2 separate regions of the Homo sapiens genome follow, and region 1 is linked to region 2. A link is a contact called in ENCODE Hi-C or POLR2A ChIA-PET data. All regions are on one chromosome and are shown on one strand. The core of a region is the stretch at or near the end of the contact, and the rest is flanking DNA. Distances in the headings are between cores, read along the strand shown.

What was found. A loop is a pair of places that touch in the nucleus more often than their neighbours do. ChIA-PET counts read pairs that join two places held with the same protein, here RNA polymerase II (POLR2A). Pooled maps may share reads with other maps.
Region 1: a loop to region 2 is called in a map with no recorded cell type, with 6 times the contacts of the local background. The contact joins the enhancer-like site here to the promoter of NRBF2 in region 2. A Hi-C loop is called at or near these places in 1 of 37 single-sample maps with no recorded cell type and 4 of 50 pooled maps. POLR2A ChIA-PET finds 5 or more read pairs at or near these places in 1 of 52 experiments (B cell).

The regions. Positions count from the first base shown.
Region 1 is chr10:62,076,730-62,083,210 of GRCh38, reverse strand. All of the region lies in intron 8 of ARID5B (AT-rich interaction domain 5B), which reads right to left. Among named protein-coding and RNA genes, the nearest start is that of ARID5B, 180 kb to the right of the region's middle. RefSeq lists a silencer at 453-512 and an enhancer at 2,898-2,947. Within about 2 kb of position 2,165, at least 13 of the 41 ENCODE cell types and tissues checked have a DNase peak (open chromatin) inside an H3K27ac peak, as active enhancers do; they include B cell, where a contact is called at or near this core.
Region 2 is chr10:63,129,114-63,135,249 of GRCh38, reverse strand. NRBF2 (nuclear receptor binding factor 2) reads right to left here and starts at 1,922. Exons shown (of 4, transcript NM_030759.5): 1 at 1,750-1,922. The coding sequence starts at 1,779. RefSeq lists silencers at 1,376-1,645, 1,856-2,105.

The DNA.
Region 1 (6,481 bases), core at 916-3,415, 1.1 Mb after region 2:
CTAAAGCCAGAAGCAGGAAATCTGGAATTAAATGTTTCTTGTATCTGGAAAGAGGCATGACTAAGGTAAAACTGAATCCAAACACAAGCCCTACTTGTTCAAGGCTTCCAGAGAGAGTATATGAGAGTGTGTGAGTGTGTGAGAGAGTGTGTGTGTGTGTGTAAAGGTCAACCGAGTGTTTTTTCCCCCCCTTCTAAATCATTGAAAGATAATTATAGTGGCTTGGGGAAAAAAGCCTCCTAAAATAAAACAAGCAAGGCAGAAGCTAAAAGGAAGCAAGTAGAAATATGACCAGCTAAGCTTTGAAGAACAGGGCACGGTCTCGCACGGCACACAATCGCTGCTTCATATAGTGATTTCCGTTTGGTGCAATTTTCACTGAATGTTTTTTCAGTTATCCTGTCATGGTACAACACAATTACCCCACAGGATATGATCTTATCATATGATTATTAGAAGTTTTTACAGTACAAGAGGACAAAAGCTATTATAGGTTTCTGAACATTTAAACGTTCAACGTACATGTGGTACCATTAAAAACAGGTTAGCCTTAGATTAGGTCAACATTGCCCTATGTAGAAAGCTGAGTAGGTTTGTATTATATAAAGAATTTAGTAAAATGCACCATGCCTGCGCCTTGAGGTTGATTATTTCTCAAATATTTGTAGCACAGCAAAGATTTTATCAGTTTCTAAACTGTACAGATAAAAGCAAACATGCACTCCAGCCCCCAAGAATTCATTACACAGGAGAAATATTTTCAATGGACTGCAACTCTAAGAATGGGGGCTGGCTTTTAGGTGGGTGGAAGTAATGGGGAAGAGAAGCAATATATTCATTAGAAAATCCAGAGATTTTCCCCTTCCTGATCTACATCTAGTCTGGGGATTGAAAGCTGGACAGATAAATGGGCCTTTATTATTATCCAGATTTCACATTTCAGATTAGCAAAATGCTTATTTACGATGCGATTAATGGATCTGAAATAGGTAAGCCATTATGTATTAAAAAATAACATCTTTCCATAGGCATAAGATTTGTAGCAGCATGAGATTTTATTTTTCCCTAGGAATAATACAAGAATAACATTTTCCACCCCAAAGCAGAAACAGTAGGGGGGCCTTTTGCTATCACGGAGATTCTTATTAAATTCAGTCACTGTGAAAAGCAAGATTTTTTCCCCTCCTCATTCTTCTTTCTTAAAAAAAAAAAGACTTAAAATCAACCCAAGTTAAAATTAACAAGTCAATAGCATTATAACCTTGATTTGTTAGCATCTGAGCCACTAAATTATCATCATACATGAAATTGCTGGTTTGAAAAGATTTCGGCTTTGCTAAATCTCAAGTTAAATAATGGTGCTTAGTACACTAGGTTTTTAGATCTGCCTCATCTGATATTATGAAAAATTCAATACATTTCTCTACAGCAGAAGTCAGGGGTCAGCAAATCTATTACTGTAATGTAAGTAATCTGGCAACCTGCCAACTCTTTCTCCCTTTTATTATTTTTTTAAACACTAAGGCAGATAATTTTATATTTACAAAGTCTAAAATCCTCCAGGGCCTTGCCTCTCTTTCTCAACAAAAACCAGCAGCCTTGCATTAGAGAAGTGTGTATCACACATGTCCTCATCATTTGCATTTTGTACAAAAGAAGAAAAGACCCTTCATCTTTATTACACAACATTCCCCTCCCTTCCTCAGAAGCAGAGGAAAAATAATGTCAAATCTCATCTGAACCAGTAACCACTAATGTCTCCTGTATTGATTAATGCTTGCATGGAATGACTGAACTTTTGGGCCAAAATATTTAGCAAACAGTGCTTAATAGGAAAAACGAGAATCCATCTATTTACAGAGCTTGAAAAATGGTATTACAATAATGTCTGGAACTGATTGAATCCAGAGAGTGGGGGCAAGAAGTGGTGAACTTTTAGGGTTGTATTTGAATCCCAAAGTCACCCCAGTTACTGCATAGGCACTTTATGGTATCAAATCAGTGAGAAATTCCAGACCTAAAGGTTTGCTGGTGTCCTTGGAGCAGAATATTTTCTAGGGGCAGAGGGAAATAACATTGGTGCATGTCAGGTCAAAGATGCCACTACTGGCCAAGTGTGGTAGCTCACGCCTGTAATCCCAGCACTTTGGCAGGCGGAGGCAGTCGGATCACTTGGGGTCAGGAGTTCGAGACCAGCCCATCTCTACTAAAAATACAATAATTAGCCAGGCATGGTGGTACGTGCCTGTAATCCCAGCCACTTGGGAAACTGAGGCAGGAGAATTGCTTGAACCCCAGTGGCAGAAGCTGAAGTGAGCCGAGATCATGCCACTGCACTCCAGCCTGGGTGACAGAGTGAGACTCTGTCTCAAAAAAAGAAAAAAAAAAGGCACTACTATTCTAATACTATTAGGCTTTTTTTTTGTAGTAACAACGAAATGACATATTGGTTCAACTGGGACTTCAGACCTGATCTCACCCCAAATGGAGTCATTACACCTCTGAGTTGATTCCAGCCTTGATAAATTTCTACAGCTTGGCCAGACATTTCCCTTTGCAGCCAGAAATTAAAATATAACTTTACTGTGAAGTATGGGAAGGAATCTTTCACCAAATATGGAGCCAATAGAAGGTATATTTTTCCTTTCTGAAGATGAGGTACACATGCTTGTTACAGTTCCAATAAGCATAGAGAGTTTTTCTAATCTCACATACTGTTCACCTCTCAGGTGCTAGACCATGACCATAAAAGTGGAAGAAGAGCTTTTGGGGGTAGGGAACCAAATCAACAGCCAAATACACAAATGTGCTATGTAAATGAGCAGAGAAATGAGAATGTTTCCTCAGCGGGCACAACCCTGGTTGAGCACAGTAAAAGCTAAGCTCCATCTGAGAGAGATGTGAGCCACAGAAGATCTCCATTTTATGGTGTGAACTTGAGTGGAGCAGAAAAAATAGTGTGCCGAGTGTGACAAGCTCTCCCCATAACCAAGACAGGTGAGAAAGAGGCCTCCAGTGTCACCTCCCAACAGGCAAGGATGTGAACTGAAAGTCTGGGGCACCAAACCACGGAGTAAGAAGCCACGCTGACATGAAGAACGAGCCTATAGCGGGGCCCATCTGAGCCAACAAAATGGCGGCAGAGTGCAACACAGAGTCTGTGTGAAAGACTCAGTTTGCCCAAGAGCTACCAAAGCCAAACTGCCTTACATACTTTAAAAATGAGGTAGGTATAACTAGCATCACCTGTATTCTATGCTAAGACACCTAAAAGGTATGGAGTCCACTATTAACAACGATGAAATATAACCATTTGTCACCACAAAAGGTCTCTTTTCTGGGAAAATGATCTGCTCACAGGGGCTTCATTACCTACTCAATGGGCAGCAGATGGACAAGAAAACTTTTTGAAGGCTTTAATGCTCTCTCCATTTGCCCCTGGAAGTGGGTGGGAGAGTTGTTTCTTAGGCCCACTGATAATTCTGATACCTCCCTCCATGGTCCCGGAGTGTGTGTGACCCTAAATGAAGAGAAGAAAGAAAGGTACGTGGTACTGGACACAGCAAGGTGGTGGCTCGGCTCCCATAAAGATGTGTCAGTGTGAGAGAGTTAGCTCAAGGATGACAGCTTTCCTGAACTGGAGTTACATGGATTTCAGGGGACTGTGTTAGAAGCAAGGTGGGAAGGTAGAGAAACCTCATTCAGGTCATTCATATATATTGATTAGGCATTACAATATTAACAGCCACCACCACGCATTACATTCTTATTAATACCAGGCACTCTGCATGCTTTAATTTCAACCATTACAGAAAGAAATATCTACAGATATATTATTTTATCTCATTTTATGGATGACAAAACTGAGGTTCAGAGCTAAACGATTAAGTGACTAGTCAATGGCACACAGCTATTTAGTGTCAAAATTTTGAGTTCGACCACCAAACTGCCTGCCTCTGCTAGTCCAGCTATCTTCATCTCAAAAAGGTGGCTGTGCATCTTCATACACAGATGTATCAACACGGAGACATACCAACACGGAGGAGATACTGAAAGATCACTCCTGCCTGGGTTAAGTGAATTCCTAGCTCCTAAGGAGTTACCTGAGAAACTGGAGTGAGCATTCTCCTTTTCTCAGAGGCAACAGGCCTATAAAATACATATGTAGCCATTCCACAAAGGGTCAACCTCCTACATCAGAAGAAGCCCTATGGCTTGGGCACTGGGCAACTACTCTTACAATATGCTACAATAACCATGCCATAGCTCTTCAAAAGGTAGTGATACTAGTTGGATCATGCCCAACTTAATATCGGATGGTAAGAGAAACTTGAGAATCATATCCTCCATGAATTCCAGCCTCTAGGACTTAATCTTACCAAGCCCAAGCTTCCCATGGTCTCCCTAATAAAGCTCCTTTGGGGCTTTCTATGATGTCTCCATGCCACATGTAAGAGCATCTAGACTAATGTTGTTCCTATGCCTTTCAAATGACAACCACATTGAAGAAAGTTGGAATGGACTTAAGGAAGGCTGATGTTATGTCCCAGGGATTAAAATGCATGCTTATTACAGTGAACACAGACCATGCATGGTGCCTAGCCCTCTACAATGCCAGCCAGCAACAACTGCAGCAATGACTCTTCTCAATGAAAAAAGCCCAATGACTTCAGAATTGAGTTGTATGGATCCATTTCAAGGGCAGATGAACATTATTTCAAGAATAATAAACCCAATACTGTTTTGTTTTGAGACAGGGTCTCATGCAATCACGGCTTACTGCAGCCTTAACTTCCTGGACTCAGATGATCTTCCCACCTCAACTCCCTGAATAGATGGGACTACAGGTATGCGTCACTGCACGTGGCTATTTTTTTTATTTTTAGTAGAGATAGGGTATCACCATGTTGCCCAGGGTGGTCTCAAACTCCTGGGTACAAGCAATCCACCCACCTCGGCCTCCCAAAGTGCTGGGATTACAGGGTAAGCCACTATGCCCAGCCAACATGGCAGTGTTTTCAATGTGATGTGTACCCCACAAATGATGGAAGCCAGTGTCAAAATATAAAAATAGGCAAACAACTATTGCATTTAAGCCCCATGCATGTTAGATCCTACTGGTTCCAGAACTTCTGAAATGTTCAACAGTTCTCCCACAACATTTATTATTTTGGTCAAACTTTGTAGTAACTTACACAAAAACAAAATGTTCCAAGAGGTTTTCAGTGGAAGAGTTAAGAATATACTTTAATGGTAAACAATTACATTCTTCTGTCATATGATACTTTTTTTCCCTTTTCTTTTTTGGAAACATGCTTTCTGAATTTTCAATAGTTCCTTTGTGAAGGCATCTGTTACTCACATAACTGAAAAGATGTTTGTGCAGTGGCATGCTTGAGAGTACAGTTATTTAATCTTAATGATAAAACCCTGAGGACAGAAAATCACAAGTAGAAACCTTTTGTTATTTATCAAAAAGAAAAGGGCTAAGACACCTAATCTATTCTCAAATTTAAATTCATGCTTGATGAAAACTATCAATAAAACATGGGACCTGCAAGGTTTCTTAAATACTATAGTTAGGTTCAAAGGATGGGACAGAGGAAGTAGGATAAAAACAAAAATGAGACAATAAAGGAGCTCGACAAAGAAAAACTGCTGTTTGGCAAGCTTTTTTTTTGGGGGGGGTCAAACAAAGAACTCGCTGTAGTTTACAGCATGACATACACACTTGATTAGTTTGTGCCTGAGGGTGTTTTTACACTCAACAGTGTAAACTCTAACTTCTATTAATTACAACTTGCATTTAGAGGCAAATTTAAGAATTTTTAAATAGAGATTTTTTTCAAAGGCTGTTGTTTATTTTTTTAAAATAGAAACCAGTTTTTCTACTCCAGGGTCTGGCTAGAGTTTTGTTTTCCTTTCTAAAAGTTTCTTGAAATATCCAGGCATTGGAAAGTTATCAGAGCATTTTAGGCATGCTGAGTGATACAGACTATGCGGCTCTTGTGTATGAAATTACCTGACTGTCCTTTGGAGAGAAATTCTTTACAGATGACAAGATGAAGCTACTCTGGGTGTAGGGTGTTTGCATTGAACTGACTCAGAGCCCTGTAAGAACAAGCTTGGTGGAGTGTAGATGGAAGAGAAGCTGTACAACCTCAGTCAGCCTAACTCTGGGCAACTTGTTTTCAGTTTCCTGGGCTTCTGGTTGTTGATAGGGCTAGGATGCCCTCTGTGGGTTTAGGGAGATGAGAGTGGCAGGGTGGCCGTGTTGCAGAGGTAAGCCCAATAGGGGCCACAGGTCAGGACTGCCATGAGAAAGACAGTGTTGGGAAAGGAAATGCAAGTCCATTGACTGGGTAACCTTACCATGGATGAGGATGGGCAGAGTCTACCCACCGCACCTTAGGATAATAGTTCATAGACATGAGAGGATAAACTACACTACCTGCCTTTGGGGTATGTGACTTGGAAATTC
Region 2 (6,136 bases), core at 673-3,172:
TTCATTGCCAACTATATGTCGCCTTAAAAACAAGAAAAGTGCAAGACAGTTCCCTGGTTATTTGAGTCAGAGTCTCGCTCTGTCGCCCAGGTTGGAGTGCAGTGGCACAATCTCGGCCCACTGCAACCTCCACCTCCTGGGCTCAAGCGATCCTGCCACCTCAGCCTCCCGAGTAGCTGGGACCACAGGCGGGCGCCACCACGCCAGGCTATTTTTGTATTTTTTGTAGAGACCGGGTTTCGCCATGTTGCCCAGGCTGGTCTCGAACTTCTAAGCTCAAGTGATTCGCCCGCCTCGGCCTCCCAAAGTGCTGGGATTACAGGCGTGAGCCCCGGCGCCTGGCCAGTTCCCTGGTTAAAAAAAACTCGCAAATGTAGTCCAATTCGTCTTAAGTGTAAATACCTACCACCTGGGGCAAGACCCAACTTAAAAGGGAGGGGCGCCTCACAACAGTTAACCTGGCACCAGTGATTTGGTCCGAGAATCTTAGGCTTTTAAAGCTCAAGTCCAAACCTTTATTCTACAAATAGATTTTAAATTAAGGGCTTATGGTCTGGTTATAATCGCTAACTCTTACACTGTACTATGTACTTAGTACAGTTCTAAGTGCTTTACACCTATTTACTCCTTTAATCCTCCCAAAAAACCTGAAGCCGAGTGAAGCCAAGTAGTTTGCCCAAGGTAACACAGATATCAAGTGACGAGGTTAGAATTCAAATCCAAGCAGCATAGCTTCAAAACCTAGAGTCTTAAACCACCTGACTCTACTGCTCTTCTAGGACTCAGAGTTCTAATGTGAGAAAAGAATCCTCTATAGAGCTTTCTTTCAATTCCACCATCGCAAATGAATTGCAAACCTGTGACTCAAAAGTTCTTCCTGTGTGCAACCTTAAGTAATCTGACTTTTACATCCAAAATGGGTAACCTCTCTGGAAAACTAAAAGATGCAATGGCCAGTCTGAAAAGAACTCATGCTTCCCGTTGTTAGTGGGGTTCTGTTGTGTTGTTTTTTAATTGCAACACCTGAAACGCCTTAAAACACAAGTAAACAGGCTATCAGCCATTTTCCTGAGAACAGCAAACACCTATTACACTTTCATGATGCCTAAATTGATGAATCTGAGCTAAATACAGGAACGGCTGTCTTTTTCCCAGCTGTCTCTAATATATTTGGAAGACGGTAGACTCAGTTTATGCATGTGAATGTATGTGAGAAATGAGGGGGAAGTGGAGGGTGAGGAGGGGGAAGTGGAGGGTGAGGAGGGGGAAGTGAAGGGTGAGGAGGGGGAAGTGGAGGGTGAGGAGGCTATTCACTCCTCCACCTCTCCAAAGCGGGGCGACTCAGACTCAGACCCTGCTGCTAGAACTTAAAACCAGTATCACACCATTTCTGCCTTGGCCGGCTTCAGTGCCTCTCCAGGCTGTAGGGAGGTGGCTACGTGGCGCTAAGAGGACTTCCCCCAGCCAGAGAGGAGGTGGCAGCCCCAGGTGGTGGCATCCCCTCGCCCGGGGCCCCGCGACAGGGGGCGCCAGGACTTCCCGGGGATCCCCCAGGAGGGCAAAGTCTGAAGTGGCTAGCCTGGAGCCGCAGTTGGGCCAGGGCCTGCCTAGCAGCCCCTCACAGCCTCTGCGACCACTCCTGCCAAACCAACCTCCCAGCCTAAAGGGTTAGCCGACGCGCCGGGGACGGGGCCGGGCTCCTGAGGCAAAGGCACCCAAGACGAACGCTATATTCTGTGGGACACTCACCAGGTTGAGGGGTCCTTCCATTACTTCCATAGACCCCGGGGTAAGCGGCGGCCTTAGGAAGGGGAGTAGTGGCGCCGGGGAACATGGAGGGGACTGCAAGGGAGCTCGACGCAGCCGCGGAGACTGCGGCCCCTCTCTGCGCCCCAAGAGCCAGCGATAGGCGCTGAAGGAGCAACAACCTCACCACTTCCTCCTCCGGCGCCGCGCCGCGGGCCCGCCCCCTGCGCCACCGCCGAGGCCACGCACGGCGCCATGACGTCACACGCGCAAAAGGCTGGTTCAAGGTGGGAATGAGGACAGGCAGTGGGTGGGGCCCAGGGAAGGCGGGGCACCAGCTGATGTACGCTTGCGAGCGGTCAATCTTTCCTCTCGCGAGAAGCGTTAGTTTAGGTTCTTAAAGTCTACACTGAAGTCACGTGAGGAGGTACAGCCTTGCTGTTGAAGACTTGAAATGGCTGTCTTCTGCAATTAGCTTCTCACGTTTCCTTTTAGACTGACTTTTCCTTAAATCTGCTAATCGTTACACCGTTACTTGTGGTCCTGTCCACACCTTTATCATTGTACATGATTCATTTTTTCAAAAGGCCGATTTGAGCAATTCTAGACCATGCACTGGACTAACCCCCCTAGAGGTCAGCACACTCGAATGATTTAGGGCTCTGCCCTCAAGTTGCTCACAAACTGATAGGGAAACAATTTTGGTCTAGCCAAATATAATACTGCATTCATTTAACAATTATGTGCCAAACAAAAGCTAGGTTCGTTCTGTCATGGAATTCACTGACAAATAGTTGTGATTTATGCTGGAAAGGGAACACATAGGGAGCTGTGATAGAGTAACCAAGGTGGAGTTGGGTGGTAAAGGAAAGCCTTTCATGGGGGGCGTGATTTTTTTTGAGAAAGTGTCTTGCTGACGCAATCTCCACTCACTGCAACCTCCCTCTGCCCGCCCCCTGCCCCAGGCGATCCTCACACCTCAGTCTCTTAAGTAGCTAGGAACTACAAGTGCTCAGGCCAGGTTAATTTTTGTATTTTTTGTAGAGATGGGGTTTCGCCATGTTGCCTATGCTGATCTTGAACTGCTGAGCTCAAGTGAGCTCAATGATCCGCCCTCCTGGACCTCACAAACTGATGGGATTATAGGCATGAGCTACCGCACCTGGCTAAGGGCGTAATCTTTAAGATTAAACCTTAAAATGCCAGTTAAACAAAGACCCTTCTCGACAAAGGAAATGTCTTATGCCTCAACTCTAAAGGCGGGGAGGTCGGGTGGCGGGAGCTGCAGCATTTCAGAGAGATGCAAAAGAAGATACCAGAGAGATAGGAAACTTCCAAAACATAGGTGTCCTTGCAGTGCACAATGAAACATTTGAATTTTACTCAAAGTGCATTGGGAAATAAGTAAAGGATATTAAGCTAGAGAATAATCTGCTTTAATTTACAGTTTTGAAAAGATTAATTTCCCTGTAATGTGAAGAATAGATTGTGGAAGGCCTAAGGAAAAAGAACCAAGACAAGCTAGTTGATTGACTAATTATGGGCGCTCAGACTGGAATGGAAGTAGGGAAGATTGGGTCATGCATCCACTCATTACATAGTTATCATGTTTCTACCATGTGCCGGAAACCTTGGAAGAGAAGTAGATATATTCAAGATATATTTTTGGGCATCAGGTTGAGAGGAGTTAGTGATGGAATGGCAGTAAAGCATACAGAAAATGGAAGAATCAAATCTCGTATTTAAACAACCAAGTGGCCTAGCACACTGGCTCACCCCTGTAATCCCAGCTCTTTGGGAGGTCAAGGAGAGCAGATCACTTGAGGCCAGGAGTTTGAGACTGGTCTGGCCAACGTGGTGAAACTTCATCTCTACTAAAAGCACTAAAACGTAGCCAAGTGTGGTGGCGCGTGCCTGTAATCCCAGCTACTGGGGAGACTGAGGCAGGAGAATTGCTTGAACCTGGAAGGCAGAGGTTGCAGTGAGCTGAGACCAATCACACCACTGCATTCCAGCCTGGGTGACACAGAGAGACTCTGTCTCTAAAAATAAAAAAATAAAAAAGTAAACAACCAAGTGGACAAGATAGTGAGAGACAGGACTAGCTGGATTTCCTAGGCCAACTAAGAATTCCTAAACCTAGCTGGGGAAGGTGACCACACCCACATTTAAACACAGGGCTTGTAACTCAGTTCACACCCGACTAATCAGGTAGTAAAGAGGGCTCACTAAAATACAAATTAGGCTAGAAGCAGAAGGTAAAGAAATAGTCAAATCATATATCGCCTGAGAGCACAGGGGGAGGGACAATGATCAGGATATAAACCCAGGCATTCGAGCAGGGAGTGGCAACCCCCTTTGGGTCCCCTCCCATTGTATGGGAGCTCTGTTTTCACTCTATTAAATCTTGCAACTGCACACTCTTCTGGTCCATGTTTGTTACAGCTTGAGCTGAGCTTTCACTCACCGTCCACCACCGCTGTTTGCTGCCATCACAGACCCGCCGCTGACTTCCACCCCTCTGGATCCATCAGGGTGTCCACTGTGCTCCTGATCCAGCGAGGCGCCCATTGCTGCTCCCAATCGGGCTAGAGGCTCGCCATTGTTCCTGCAAGGCTAAGTGCCCAGGGTTTGTCCTAATCGAGCTGAACACTAGTTGCTGGGTTCCACGGTTCTCTTCTGTGACCCACGGCTTCTAATAGAGCTATAACACTCACTGCATGGCCCAAGGTTCCATTCCTTGGAATCCGTGAGGCCAAGAACCCCAGGTCAGAGAACAAAAGGCTTGCCGCCATCTTGGAAGTGGCCTGCCACCATCTTGGGAGCTCTAAGAACAAAGACCCCCTGGTAACAATAGGAAGGAGCTAATTTGTATGGAAAATGAAAAGTTCTATCTTGGGCACTGTATTAATTTCCTATGACTGCTGTAAGAAGTTACTACCCATTTAGTGGATTAAAACAACAGAAATTTGGAGGCTAGCAGTTCTGGAGGCTAGAAGACCAAAATAATTTTTTTTTTTTTTTGAGACGGAGTCTCGCTCTTTCACCCAGGCTGGAGTGCAGTGGCTCGATCTTGGCTCACTGCAGGCTCCACCCCCGGGGTTCACGCCATTCTCCTGCCTCAGCCTCCCACATAGCTGGGACTACAGGCGCCTGCCACCTCGCCTGGCTAATTTTTTGTATTTTTAGTAGAGACGGGGTTTCACCGTGTTAGCCAGGATGGTCTCGATCTCCTGACCTCGTGAATCACCCTCCTCGGCCTCCCAAAGTGCTGTGATTACAGGCGTGAGCCACCATGCCCGGCCAAGACCAAAATAATTTCATAGCGCCAAAACAAAGGTATACAGCAAGGCCTTGCCCCCTTCTTTTCCAGCCTCTGGAGCTACATTCTTTGCATTCCTTTGACTCACAGCCCCTTCTTCCATCTTCAAAGCCAGCAGCACTGCATCTTCAAAGCTCTTGCTGCTTTTGTCATGTCATTTCCTCTTAAAATCCTTCTGCCTCCCTCTAGTAAGGACCCTGTGAATACATTTGGTCCACAAAATAGTTAAAGATAGTCTTCCTATCTCAAGGTTAACTTAATCATACCTACAAAGTCCCTTTGCCATATGAGGTAACATTCTCAGCTTCCACAGATTAGGACCTGGGTATCTTTCGGACCATTATTGAGACTACCAGAGGCATTGTATCTAAAGCAAATCAATGACATACTCAAAATAATCCCAGAAGGGTTTAATAAACGGACTGTTTTACAAAGGTGTGGCCAGAGTTTAGGTATTTACATGAGAAAAGCAATAACTCCTAGGCTATAAAGAAAGAAATAGAAGGGGCTGGGTACAGTGTCTCACACCTGTAATCTCAGCACTTTTGGGAGGTGGAGGCAGAGGTGGGCGGATCACTTGAGGCCAGGAGTTCAAGCCCAGCCTGGCCAACATGGCGAAACCTCATCTCTATCCAAAATACAAAAATTAGCCAGGCATGGTGGCACATGCCTATAGTCCCAGCTACTCTGGAGGTTGAGGCACGACAATAACTTGAACCTGGGAGGCAGAGGTTGCAGTGAGCTGAGGCCGCACCACTGCACTCCATCCTGGGAGATAGAGCAAGACTCTGTCTCAAAAAAAAAAAAAAAAAAAAAAAAAAGAAAGAGAAATGAATAAGAGGGAAATCTGAAATGAGGAGAAAAATGTAGAATATAGTTTGAAGAAGCACTGACCTTCAATCAAGGACACTATCCTGAGGTGACCTTGCAGGGAGGATCCAGGGAAATCACCTTATTTCCTCTTCCCCTGACTTCCATTGTCCAAACCCAATCAAAAGCCAGAAGGCAAGGGAGCCCATTGATGTAATTCATAAAAATCAGCCTCCAAGGGCAGGGAGCAGGGTAGTA